3 separate regions of the Homo sapiens genome follow, and all the other regions are linked to region 1. A link is a contact called in ENCODE Hi-C data. All regions are on one chromosome and are shown on one strand. Each heading gives the region's core, a stretch centred on a gene start or an enhancer-like site at or near the end of the contact. The rest is flanking DNA. Distances are from core to core; before and after follow the strand shown. Region 1 holds the start of VGLL4 (vestigial like family member 4). Region 2 holds the start of MKRN2 (makorin ring finger protein 2). Region 3 overlaps SYN2 (synapsin II).

Region 1 (3,783 bases), core at 571-3,070:
TGGCTGCTTACGGCTTTCTAAAGTCGGCTGCCTTTTTTAAGTGAGTTCAGAAGCAAGATGTTACTTAACACATCAGATGCAAAGAAAGAAATTCACGAAAATTCTCATAGCAGGAACTAGTAGGAGTAAAGAAAAACAAATACTCTTTTTAAAAAACGTTAAATATGAGATCCTCATCCATAGAGTTTTAAAAAACAACGTGAATGAGGGTTGTTGTTGTTTTTTTTCCTTGAAGGGGAAAAATACTCTTGAAAGGGTGAGTTTTCAACTGATTAGGAAACAGGCCTGAAGTTTTTAGATTAAAAAAATACAAGTGAATCACCCTCCCAAGTTTTTGTAACTGTTTTCTTTTTCAAGAGAAATGTCCCGTGTATTATTGGAGAAAAAATGGAAACTGCTCCTGCTGAATGAGAAAGAGAAGAGTCCCGGATGTGTGTGTGGTTACAACAGAAAACACTCTTCCTGCCAGGCCGAACTCCCCCGGAGATGCCCTCGGCGGCAGACCCAGGGCCATTGCCACTTTTTCAAATCGCACGTAGAGGATGTCCGAGGGCTTAAGAAATAGATTTTTCTCTGACTGCTACCAGAGACAGTTGGAAATACAAGACAGTGGGGGAAGCACCTCGCGGGCAGTAGGAGGTAATAAATAACAGTTCGGCGCGGCTCTCTCTTTTTCAGGGCAGGCTGGGGGTCGGGGTGTTGTGTAATCGCTCCCACAGGGAGCGGAGCGCGAGGAACACCCCCCAGTGTCAGCGCTCCCCGGGCTGCACAGGAAGCGCCAGCGAGACAAAGAGCCCGCCTGTGCTCGCTGACACGGTGCCCTTCCGGCCCCACGCGGGAGAGGGACATTCTCCGCTGTTTGGGACGCTCACTCGCGAGCACAAAAACTCGCTGTAACTTTGGCTCCCCCTCCGTGAGCTGCAGGGCGCCGTGGCCCACAGCAGGGTACAGTAGACGGTGCAATCCTTACCAGCCCCTCCCCCAAAGAGGCTCAACTTTTACCGGCGTCCTACAAGTCCTTCCCCTAAAGACAATATTAACGGAAATCAAAAATACATACATTTTAAAGAGTTAAAAATGTGAGGCGCGAGTACGTTGCAAGCAACGAGCAAACTTTGAAGGGTTTCTACTTCACTGCCTCCCCGTCCAGCCCCCTCCACCGCCCCCCGCAGCCTGAGATCCGAACACACTCGGTGCCGAACCGAACCTAAGAAACGCCGGCCTTTCAAGTGCCCTACACCCCGGAGGAGGACAGCGGGCGCTTAGAAGGCAGGCACCCAGCACACTGAGGAGGAGTGGCCGGGACGAGCAACGGGCAGTAATTCTACAACGGGACATCTACCTTCGTAGCACAGAATGCCGATATTGTTGTTCATCTTGTCCAAGTACTGATAGTTCAACAGGTCCATCTTCATAAATAGCATTTATTGGGCTAGCAAAGAAAACCAGCTCTTTGCTTTTGCCCCAAAAGAGTTAAGTTTCAAAAATCAATTGTTGCTGAGTAGCTCCTGGCTCTTCAACTTCACAAAGGCAGAGGCCCAGCCTCAGACTATCAAAACAAAGTATGCAAAAGTTAAAAAAAAAAAAATCAGGCACAAAAAAATCGAGCTCACACGAAACCCTTCAAGGGCTTACTGGTAGACGGTGTATGTACTGTATCCCCGATCGAGTATGAAAACAGCGTTTCAGAAGTCCTTACAAGTCCTTCCTGGAAATGGAAAAGAGTGAAAAAGAGAAACGCGCAGCCCGTTTCCTAGGACAAAGCGGCGCCGGCCCCTCTCACAGCCCGCTGCAAGCCGGCAGCGCTGACATGAGGGCTATGCTTGGCATGACTCCTATGCCGCCGCTTCCTCTTCCCGCAGGAGGCCGAGCATGCTCACTGCGCCGCGCTGCCGAGGCAGGGAGGGCTTCTGCACAGGATCAGCCTCTCAATGTAGCAAGTGTTGGAAAGAAAGAGAAAGGGGAGGGGGAGAGACTCTAGAGACGGGGCCTTGGCAGAGTGGCTCTTGACAGGAAGCAGCCAAGCCGCTGCAAAACCGTAGGAGGAAAAAAGAAAACCCAGGAAGTTTCTTTTTCAGGAGCTAAGTACAAAGTAAAAAATCCATCATGGAAGCAAACTCCCATGGAATGCAACTTTCGTGAAACTTCATGTTGGGGTTTCGGAAACCCAAAGTGCTAGTGATGCATAAGCCATATATATATATATAGTGTCTTTGTTTCTTTTAAAGATTGTTTTATAATATCCATTTACACTTTAACTGGATATTTAAATTTCTGATGTTAATGTTACATATAGCTTCTTCCATAATCCCCATAACAACTGAGATGGACAGGGCAAGGAGGGTATCACCCTTTCACAGCAGAGGAAACAGGTTCAGATGGATTAAATGACTGGCCCACAGCCCCCAAAATAGTTGACAGAACTACTTTTAAAGTGTTTTTTCCCACCTAATGTTATAATTTTATTTAAAAAAACGAGGGGGCCGGGTGTAGTGGCTCACACCTGTAATCCTAGTCGAAGCAGGCGGATCACTTGAGGTCAAGAGTTCAAGACCAGCCTGGCCAGCATGGTGAAACCCCATCTCTACTAAAAATACATAAATTAGCCTGGTGTGGTAGCGCACGCCTGTAGTCCCAGCTACTCAGGAGGCTGAGGTGGGAGAATTGCTTGAACCTGAGAGGAGGAGGATGCAGTGAGCCAAGATCGTGACACTGCACTCCAGCCTGGGCAACAGAGTGAGACTTTGTCTCAAAAAAAAAAAAAAAAAAGAAAAGAAAAAAAGGAGACAAGGAGAGGAGAAGAGATGGAAGAGTGTTTAAGCAAATAGGGCTATAATATCAAAAATTAAAAGTGTACTTGAAATTATAGAGGGAAAGGGTAAAATTATTTTCATTTGGCATGTATGTCACCCACCTGTGTGTAAGAAGCTAGTGGCATGCAGCTGTACTATTTGCTATTGGAAGAACTTGGGGCTTAAACTTTGATTACCCAGTGCCTAGCACAACCAAGTTCAGGTGCCCAAAAACTGTTTACTGAACGAGTGAACCACTGAATGTTCAGTTTTCAGCACATCAAGAACGTGTTAACAAAATAGAAAAAAAAAAAACAAAAACTAAACATTTGAATTACTATTCTAAAAATATATTTTTAATATTCCAAAATAATATTTGAATAAATAATTTGAAGGAGTTGTATGTTAAAAATCCAGCAATAGGCCAGGCGCGGTGGCTCACGCCTGTAATCCCAGCACTTTGGGAGGCCGAGGCGGGTGGATCATGAGGTCAGGAGATCGAGACCATCCTGGCTAACACGGTGAAACCCCGTCTCTACTAAAAATACAGAAAATTAGCCGGGCGCGGTGGCGGGCGCCTGTAGTCCCAGCTACTCGGGAGGCTGAGGCAGGAGAATGGCGTGAACCCGGGAAGCGGAGCTTGCAGTGAGCCAAGATTGCGCCACTGCAGTCTGCAGTCCGCAGTCCGGCCTGGGCGACAGAGCGAGACTCCGTCTCAAAAAAAAAAAAAAATCCAGCAATAGTTGCATTGGGTTTATTAGGCACACTCATGGCAAGGTGTTCTAATGAAATCTTACTTGGGAGTCCGGATGCGGTGGCTCACGCGTGTAATCCCAGCACTCTGGGAGACTGAGACGGGCGGATCACTTGAGGTCAGGAGTTTGAGAACAGTCTGGCCAACATGGTGAAACCCTGTCTCTACTAAAAATACAAAAATTAGCCGGGCATAGTGGCATGTGTCTGTAATCCCAGCTACTAGGGAGGCTGAGGC
Region 2 (3,783 bases), core at 567-3,066, 910 kb after region 1:
CACTGCACTCCAGCCTGGGTGACAGAGCAAGACTCCGTCTCAAAAAAAAAAAAAAAAAAGACGTGTAATTTTTATGAGCATGAATTGCATGGATCAAATGTGTTATGAGTTAAAATGCAATATTCAAGACACTGAAAACAAAATTTCCAGTATACTTCCAAATTCCTGAGAAAAATTTCAAAAGTTCTAAATAATTGGAAGTATATACCATGCTCATTCATTGGAAGACTCAATATTTTTATAGCAAAGTAAAAAAAGAACATACAGCTATACATACATAACATGGAAAGATCTCACAGATAAAATGTTGGTCAAAAGAAGGCAGACAAAAGCGTAGGTACTGAATTATTATTTATATGAAAGTCAAGAACAGTTAAACTAATTTATAGTGATAGAGATGAACCCAAGCAATGACCTTTGTAAAGTATTGCCTGGGAAGGACCATAAGGAAGCCCTTCTGGGGTGTCGATAATATCCAGCCCCCACCCACCCCCTGCAGCCTCGACTGCAGTGAACTATGCTCAAAGGATCCTTCCGGCTCAACCTCTCCTTACTCCAGCATTTTGAAGTTTAGTCGAGCATGGTGTCGCGCACCTGTATTCCCAGCTGCTGGGGAGGTTAAGGCAGAGGACTGCTTGAACTATGATGGCGCCACTGCACTCCAGCCTGGGCGACAGAGCAAGACCCTGCCTCAAAACAAAACAAAAAATTCTTTATTTTGATCTGGGTGGTAGTTTCATGAGTGTATGCATGTGCAAAAATTCATAGAATGTGTTTGGTGCACTTATATTGTGCATGTTATGTATCTCGAGTTTTTAAGCAATGAGAAACCATTGTAAGATTAAAAGGTGAATGACATGATCCGATTTATGTTTTAAAAATAGATTTTTACCAGGAACGGAAGCCAGAAGACCAGTTAAAAGGCTATCGCATGGCTGGCCAGGCGTGCACGCCTGTAATTCCAGCTACGTGGAAGGCTGAGAGGCAGGAGAATCGCTTGAACCCGGGAGGCGGAGGTTGCAGTGAGCCGAGATCGCCCCACTGCACTCCAGCCTGGGCAACAAGAGAGAAACTCCGTCTCAAAAAAATAAAAAATAAAATAATAATAATTAAAAAAAAAGGTATCGCATGGTGCTAGGTAGAAGGGACGGTGGAAAGGGGGCAGAAGAGGACGCATTGGACAGAGGTGTGGGAGCAGAATCTGCAGGGTATAGAGAGCTAGAGGGAAGTGTCAAAAATAACTTTTGGGGTTTCCACCATAGGAAATGGAAGACGAGCAGCACAAGACTGGCAGGAAAGAAAATGAAGACTAAAACTTGTGGAAGTAGAGATTTGGGGAAAGAGCAGTTGGGAGAGAGCTAAGGAATTTCCTTAAGTGGGAGGCGAGGTCCGGCGGGAACAGTTGAGGCAGGGCCTGAGAAGGGTGCCCAGTGAGTGCGAGTATGAATGGATAGGGGCATCCGGGATTAAGAGGAGAGGCTGGAGTTTCCCCAGGAGTGGTGAAGTGCCTCGAAGGAGGCGGGAGATCCCTAAGGAATACTCTTGGCGATCGGGGCAGAATCGCAGGCACTAACAGTAGGCATCGGGATAAGACTGGCAGGACTAAGATGCCAGCCAGGCTCCGCCCCGGAGGCTTGGAAGTGCGGGACACCGAGAGCAGGGATGCCGGGACAGCCGGCCCGATCCCCGGTGCGGAACCAATTGTGACGACGGCTAGGTTACCCGCCGGCGCTACAAAGGTGCCACACCGGAGGGGCGGCGTGCGCCGGCGTGCGCCGGCGTGACGCGGCTACGCGGGATGGGCCGGGCCAGGGCCAAGGCCGAGGCGGCAGCGGCTGCGAGAGGCGGCGGCACGACGACGGTCCCTCAGCCCAGCCACCATGAGCACCAAGCAGATCACTTGCAGGTCAGTGCGCTGGAGCCAGGAGCTTCGGGCCGCTCCCCCAGGCCGCAGGGGGGCCGGTGCGCGCCAGTGCTGTGGTCCGGGAACCTGAGGCTAGAGCGGGACTCGGAAAGTTACTCGGCTGTTCGCGGCGGGGCTTTGCGAGGCAGAGCGAGCGCTGCCGCCACAGCCGGGGATCCGGGGGATGCGTGGCCGAGACGCTGGGCGAGGCCAGCGCGGGGGGCTACGCCCCGAGTTTGAAGCGTGGCCCCTGTGGGCTGGGAGGAAGGACGTCCTAGCCAGGGCCGTGCAGGATGCCGGGGCGCTGTCGGGAAGGCTCTGGGGCTTACGCTTTAACTGGAAAAGATTTGAAGTTGAGTAAAGGGACGCCGAGAGGACGGTTACAAATGGGGATACCACATAGGAGTAATTTGTTAATCGATTATGAGGGCCTCAAAGTTTGGAGAATCCAGATGCAATCTAAACTTGCAGAGAGTTAACAAGTAAAAGTTGTTGTGTGGAAAATAACGACAGGTAGCATATTGTGAATATCGGCGAAGCGCCCTGCATATTTCCAAGTCCTTTATATTCATTATCATCAGACTTCACAGTAAGACAACTTAGTAGTTATTATTACCATTTTACAGTGCAGGAAACTGAGACCGAAAGACGTTGACACTCATTTATCTTACTGAGAGAGCCATTTACGAGGAGAAATGCGACGGTAATGGATGGTTTATTGTAGAAAATAGCCAGATAGCTACACTACGACTGCTCCTATGAAATAGAATAGTGTGGTTGTGTAACACCCTCATTGCTTGGTCAGCTTGTGGCTTACTGGTAATGGAGTCTAGTCCTATTGAATTGTATGTTTGGAAAACGCAAATTGAATTGTATGCTTGGAAAATGCAAATTTCATTTAATAATTTTTATGGGAAACATTGCTTAAAAACAGTTATAGAGTTTGTGTAATAAACAGTTTATTTTCTATGTTGTTACTTCTCTTCATTGGTATGAATAGTTGAGACGTGACTGTGTAGTAAGTTTTCTGTTAGCATTAGTGTACATTTACTGTTCAATTTATCCAAGGCCCAGGTGGCTTATGTTAAGCTGTTGTCAGAAATTTGCACCTAGTGTCTATAAAAAGACTTTTACTAGGTTATTTGTACTAGAAGGTGTTTTGTGAAGACGGGTTTGTGTGTGTTTACGTATTTTTATTTGTATAAAGTTTCTCCTGCTGGAGGAAGTATTCCTAGGTCATTGTGCACTGTAAAGCAGCTTGTAGCCTCCTAGAAAAACCTCTGTATTCCTCCCCTCGCTCTATGGTTTAATTCTACCATTTATTCCCGTACCTCATCTAAGAAGTGTCCACAAAACAGTACACATTTATGTAATAATGCTTTATAATTGAATCTCAACTCTGTAGTATCTTATTTTACAAATAAGGAATCTTATGCTCAGAAAGACTTGAAATTTGCCTAAAATTTTACACCTTAGTAGAGGCACAAGGACCTAAATCAGGATCATCTTGGTTTTTTCCTTGTATACCTGGAGATAGCTTGACTTGAAAGCTTTAATTCTGTTTCCCAAACAGGGGTGTTCTGTAGGATGTTGCTCCATATAAATGAAGATTGGGTTGGAATGTTGAGAAGGGATCACTTCTGTTTAAGTGTTTAGTCATGTTTGTTGGGGACTTACAATGTGCTGCGGCTCTTAGGTACTGTAGTGTATAATCCAGCAACCAGCGCTCTTCCACAGATCGTAAAACTGAGCCTCAGCATTGAAGCGACTTGCCTAAGGTCATTTAGCTTCCAAGTGACAGAGGTGTGAAATCAAAGTTCATGCCCTCATAGACTGTAGGGCCTCCAGATAAGTTTTGAAATGCTAAATTAAAATTTATT
Region 3 (3,783 bases), core at 575-3,074, 540 kb after region 1:
ACAAATGGGAAAGCACTCAGGTTTCTGGTGCAAGAGACTGAGCTATTAACCTGTATTACCTTACAGGAGAATGCTAATGCAAATGATGCCAAACTTTGGAAGTGGCAAAAGCTGGTTAATGTGAAATAATCTGCTAATCTATCATCTTCACTAGTTATTTGATTTGAATTTGGAGCTTCTTAAACCTGCAGAATTCCATTGATTTATGTATGTGTTTATTTCTCTGTAACTAACTCTGGTATTATTTGGTTAGATGATAAAGGGTATTCTGTGCCCTATAGTGGGGAACTGAGCGGATAGTCATGGGTGCACAGTGGCATAGACATACAGTTCTGCCTCTCCAGAGGGTGCAGATGTTCTGGTGTTTCTTAAAAACTAAGTGATAATACAACTAGCTGGTGCTGAGTTTCTGTAAGTCCACTCCCTCCAGCAGGCCCGTGGATGTGGACTGTGGGATTGAGGCTGAGAGACTGGACCTCCCAGGGCAGTCGTGCATCATTTCCACTAGTCAGTAGGTGCTAATGGGGATGGCTTTTGATTTCTAAGCGTTGGGACCCTCCTCAGCAAACTCTAGGCAATCTGGTACCACCTTAATGCCTGTCAACTCCCAGAGGAAGGAGGACCTTTTTCCTCTCCAGGCCACCAGATGGTTTAGTGTTTCATGCTGGGAGGAGGGTGTGCTGTTCCTTTTTAGGGGGGCTTTCATTTGCCAAATGGCACCCACAACATCCCCAGGGGAGAGTGGGGTTTGGATGTCTTGAGAATTCTACCACACATGGCTGAGAGGTTCATCCTGCTAGAACCCCTTGAGGATATTACTGAGAGGCAAAACAGTGCCTAGGAAGAATGGATTTCTCCTGGTTGTGGGCATGAGTTAATGCTAAAATGAAGCCCTGGTGGGGCATGGTGGGCCTGGCAATCAGACCCACGCAGGCTTGGAGCAGGACCAAGGGCAGCTCCATAAAACAGCATATGTCAGTGACCATCGAGGTGATCATAAGGTACGGAATACTTTTTGAAGAACTTGCTCAACCCTATTATCTTTGAAACACTACCCCTTAAAAGACAACTAAGACCAGGGCTTACACTTTTTAAAGTTTTATGTTTGGGAAAACCAAGGCCCAGGGAAGTTTGGTGACTTGCTCAGGGAGTCACTGGTAGACTATTTCTGAGATCCAGTGCTCTCTCCACCACACTCTCCTGCATCTGCCATGTGGAACTTGAGACTTCCCAATAAACCCTGGAGCAGGGTGGTCTGTGCCTGAGACACCTCTAGAGAGGAGGGGAGAGGACCCTGCATTCTAGGGCCCTCTGTGAGAGAGTGCGCCTCTGACGGGGCCGCTCGTCCCTGGTTCCTCCTTGTCCTGCTGACTGCTGCTGTGGCTGAGTTGCTCCGTTTCTGAGGAGAAGCACTTAGTGGCTATATACAAGGATAGCTAACCAAGGACCCCCTTTAGGGCCCTTCAGAGACTCCAGCTTCTTGGAATAGAGCTTATCCTTTGGGTAATTAACTAACCACACCCTTTGAGGCATAAATTCTAATAAGGAAACATTTTTATATGGTTAAATTATGAAGTTTTTCTTGTACTGAACCTAGGGGGCCCTGGGCAACCCCAAGGAATGCAGCCCCCAGGCAAGGTGCTGCCTCCACGCCGGCTCCCCCCTGGACCATCACTGCCACCTTCCTCCTCTTCCTCCTCTTCTTCCTCCTCCTCGGCTCCTCAGCGGCCGGGCGGCCCCACCACCCACGGAGATGCACCCTCCAGCAGCAGCTCCCTGGCAGAGGCCCAGCCACCCCTGGCTGCTCCACCACAGAAGCCCCAGCCTCACCCACAGCTCAAGTAAGAGACAACTCAGCAGCTCCTCCCTCCCCTCCTCCTACCCTTCCTGTGGGCCTTGGGCTCCAGAGCTGCTAGAAATCACCTTCAATCAGGTCTCCTCCTACAGATATTTTGTGATGGGATTTGGTTTTTTTTTGTTAGTTTGTTTTTGGTTTTTGTGTGTGTGTGTGTGTGTGTGTTTGGTTAAAGGAGTGGTTAGGGTTCACTGGAGAAGGGAGGAAAGAGGGAAGTGAAAGTCTAAAGTTTAGCTAGAAATTCAACCCCCTTCCCTTTCTTCCTGGGAAGTGGCACTACGGCAGAGTCACTGTCCCTTCTCTAGTCTTGTACTAGCTTAAGGTTTTGGTTTGTTTATTTTAAACCCTGTCTCCCACTCTTTTTTCCATTCCTTTTCTTTGTGTGTGTTTCTTTCTTTGTAAAAAAAAATTTTTAATCTTTCTGCCTCTGACTCACAGTTCAGAGTATGCAATCAGTAAGGCTGCCCAGAATGAAAAGAGGGAAGTAGTTAAATCCATTTCAACATTTTACCTTCAGCTCTGTCCAAAGGAGGTCAGTTTCTGGTGTGGGCAGCAGAGGAGTTCCCAGGCAGAGACGCTGAGGAACTCCATCCTCTTGGGTTCCCCCACACCCAGCAATCAACCCTAGAAGCCCCTCCACACTGCCCCACTGCACAGACCCCTGCAAGCAGCAGAGCTGTCTTTGGGAGGGACAGCACCTGGATGTGGACGATGGTCAGTTCTGCCCTCTCTCCCACAGAGGCCTCTGATTGCTTGTGCAGTGTCCCCAGCAGACTTCTGTCACCACCTTCAGCACAGACAGCCGTAGCCTTAGGGGGATGGTAAGGGGATGGTAGTGATACACCCCTGCTTCTCAGAGTGAGGTGACGGGCAACAAATGACTCTTCAGGGAGGGAGAAAAGGGGGCTGGAGAATTCTGGAGTTGAAATGAGCCACTAGGAGATCATGTAGTCATTGCAGATGAGAAAAACTTTGCTCAAAGAAAAATTTTTTTTTTTCTCAAAGCCGAGCTACTCCTCTAATTAGTGGCAGAGCCAAGGTTGCGGGGCTCAGGTGTCCAGATGGTCACTTTCTCTGGGTCTTCCAGTCCCGTGTGATGGGAGGGGCATCACCCACTCTTGCTCCCCAGCTCGGGCCAGTGGCACCTCTTGCCTCTTGCCTGCCACATAATGTCCCTTCAGCCCAGCTGTTTCCTGCCTGCTGACTTTTTTTTAATCCCTCCTGCCTTCCCACTAGCCAACTCTAGCCCCCGCGTGAGGGCAGATCCTTGGATTGTCACTGCCTCTGGGCTGAAGCTGTTGAATAGAGCCAACCTCTGATGAGAAGCTGGAGGCTCATCCCCAGTACTCTGCCTGTGCGGGCTGAGGAGTGCCCCCACTCCCAGAGGCCAGCGTGTTGGGTCTCGTTCCCAGCCCTAATGAAAGGCAGGGTGTCTGTTCACAGTCACTGCAGGCAGAGAGAGACTGCTCACAGTTCTGTAGAAGGGAGTTTCTCCTGAGCTGCACCCAGCATTTAAGGGAGGGCTGAGAGTCCCAAGACACCAGGAGAAGAGTTCTGGAGCCAGAAAGCAGCAGGAGTGAGTAGGAGTCAAGAAGGAGAAAAGCTGGGCCGCTGGAGAAGCCAGACCTCATGTCCTCTCCTGGAGTACAGGCTGGGCCTCCCCATGGCCTTGTGCTTCATGGTTTTTCTCTGTGAACCACTAGTCTCTCAAGGGGAGAATAGGCCCCTAAAATGTTGTAGTTTGGATTTTCTCATTAGAAAACTCCCTAAGAAACTTGTAAAGGCCTGATATATATCTCTTTTGCCACTGGACACCCTGAACCCCATAGACCTCATATTAGCGCTCTTCTGAGGAGGGTTACAAGGGTGGTTACTACATCCATTTTAAGAACAGGGAAATTGCCGGGTGCGGTGGCTCACGCCTCTAA

Evidence for each region. A loop is a pair of places that touch in the nucleus more often than their neighbours do. Pooled maps may share reads with other maps.
Region 2: a map of CD8-positive, alpha-beta T cell shows a loop between it and region 1 (6-fold over the local background). The contact joins the promoter of MKRN2 here to the promoter of VGLL4 in region 1. A Hi-C loop is called at or near these places in 1 of 168 maps with a recorded cell type or tissue (CD8-positive, alpha-beta T cell), 1 of 37 single-sample maps with no recorded cell type and 12 of 50 pooled maps.
Region 3: a loop to region 1 is called in a pooled map, with 7 times the contacts of the local background. The contact joins the enhancer-like site here to the promoter of VGLL4 in region 1. A Hi-C loop is called at or near these places in 1 of 168 maps with a recorded cell type or tissue (K562), 4 of 37 single-sample maps with no recorded cell type and 10 of 50 pooled maps.

Annotation. Positions count from the first base shown.
Region 1 is chr3:11,642,095-11,645,877 of GRCh38, forward strand. It overlaps VGLL4 (vestigial like family member 4), which reads right to left and starts at 1,821. Exons shown (of 5, transcript NM_001128219.3): 1 at 1,343-1,821. The coding sequence starts at 1,424. RefSeq lists enhancers at 405-774, 1,965-2,044.
Region 2 is chr3:12,555,271-12,559,053 of GRCh38, forward strand. MKRN2 (makorin ring finger protein 2) reads left to right here and starts at 1,817. Exons shown (of 8, transcript NM_014160.5): 1 at 1,817-1,906. The coding sequence starts at 1,881. It also overlaps a transcript of MKRN2OS not described here. RefSeq lists enhancers at 1,437-1,546, 1,597-1,656, 2,044-2,567, 2,477-2,536 and a silencer at 1,827-1,916.
Region 3 is chr3:12,185,772-12,189,554 of GRCh38, forward strand. It overlaps SYN2 (synapsin II), which reads left to right. Exons shown (of 13, transcript NM_133625.6): 12 at 1,598-1,841. Among named protein-coding and RNA genes, the nearest start is that of TIMP4, 29 kb to the left of the region's middle. RefSeq lists enhancers at 1,606-1,715, 1,916-2,055. Within about 2 kb of position 1,825, at least 17 of the 41 ENCODE cell types and tissues checked have a DNase peak (open chromatin) inside an H3K27ac peak, as active enhancers do.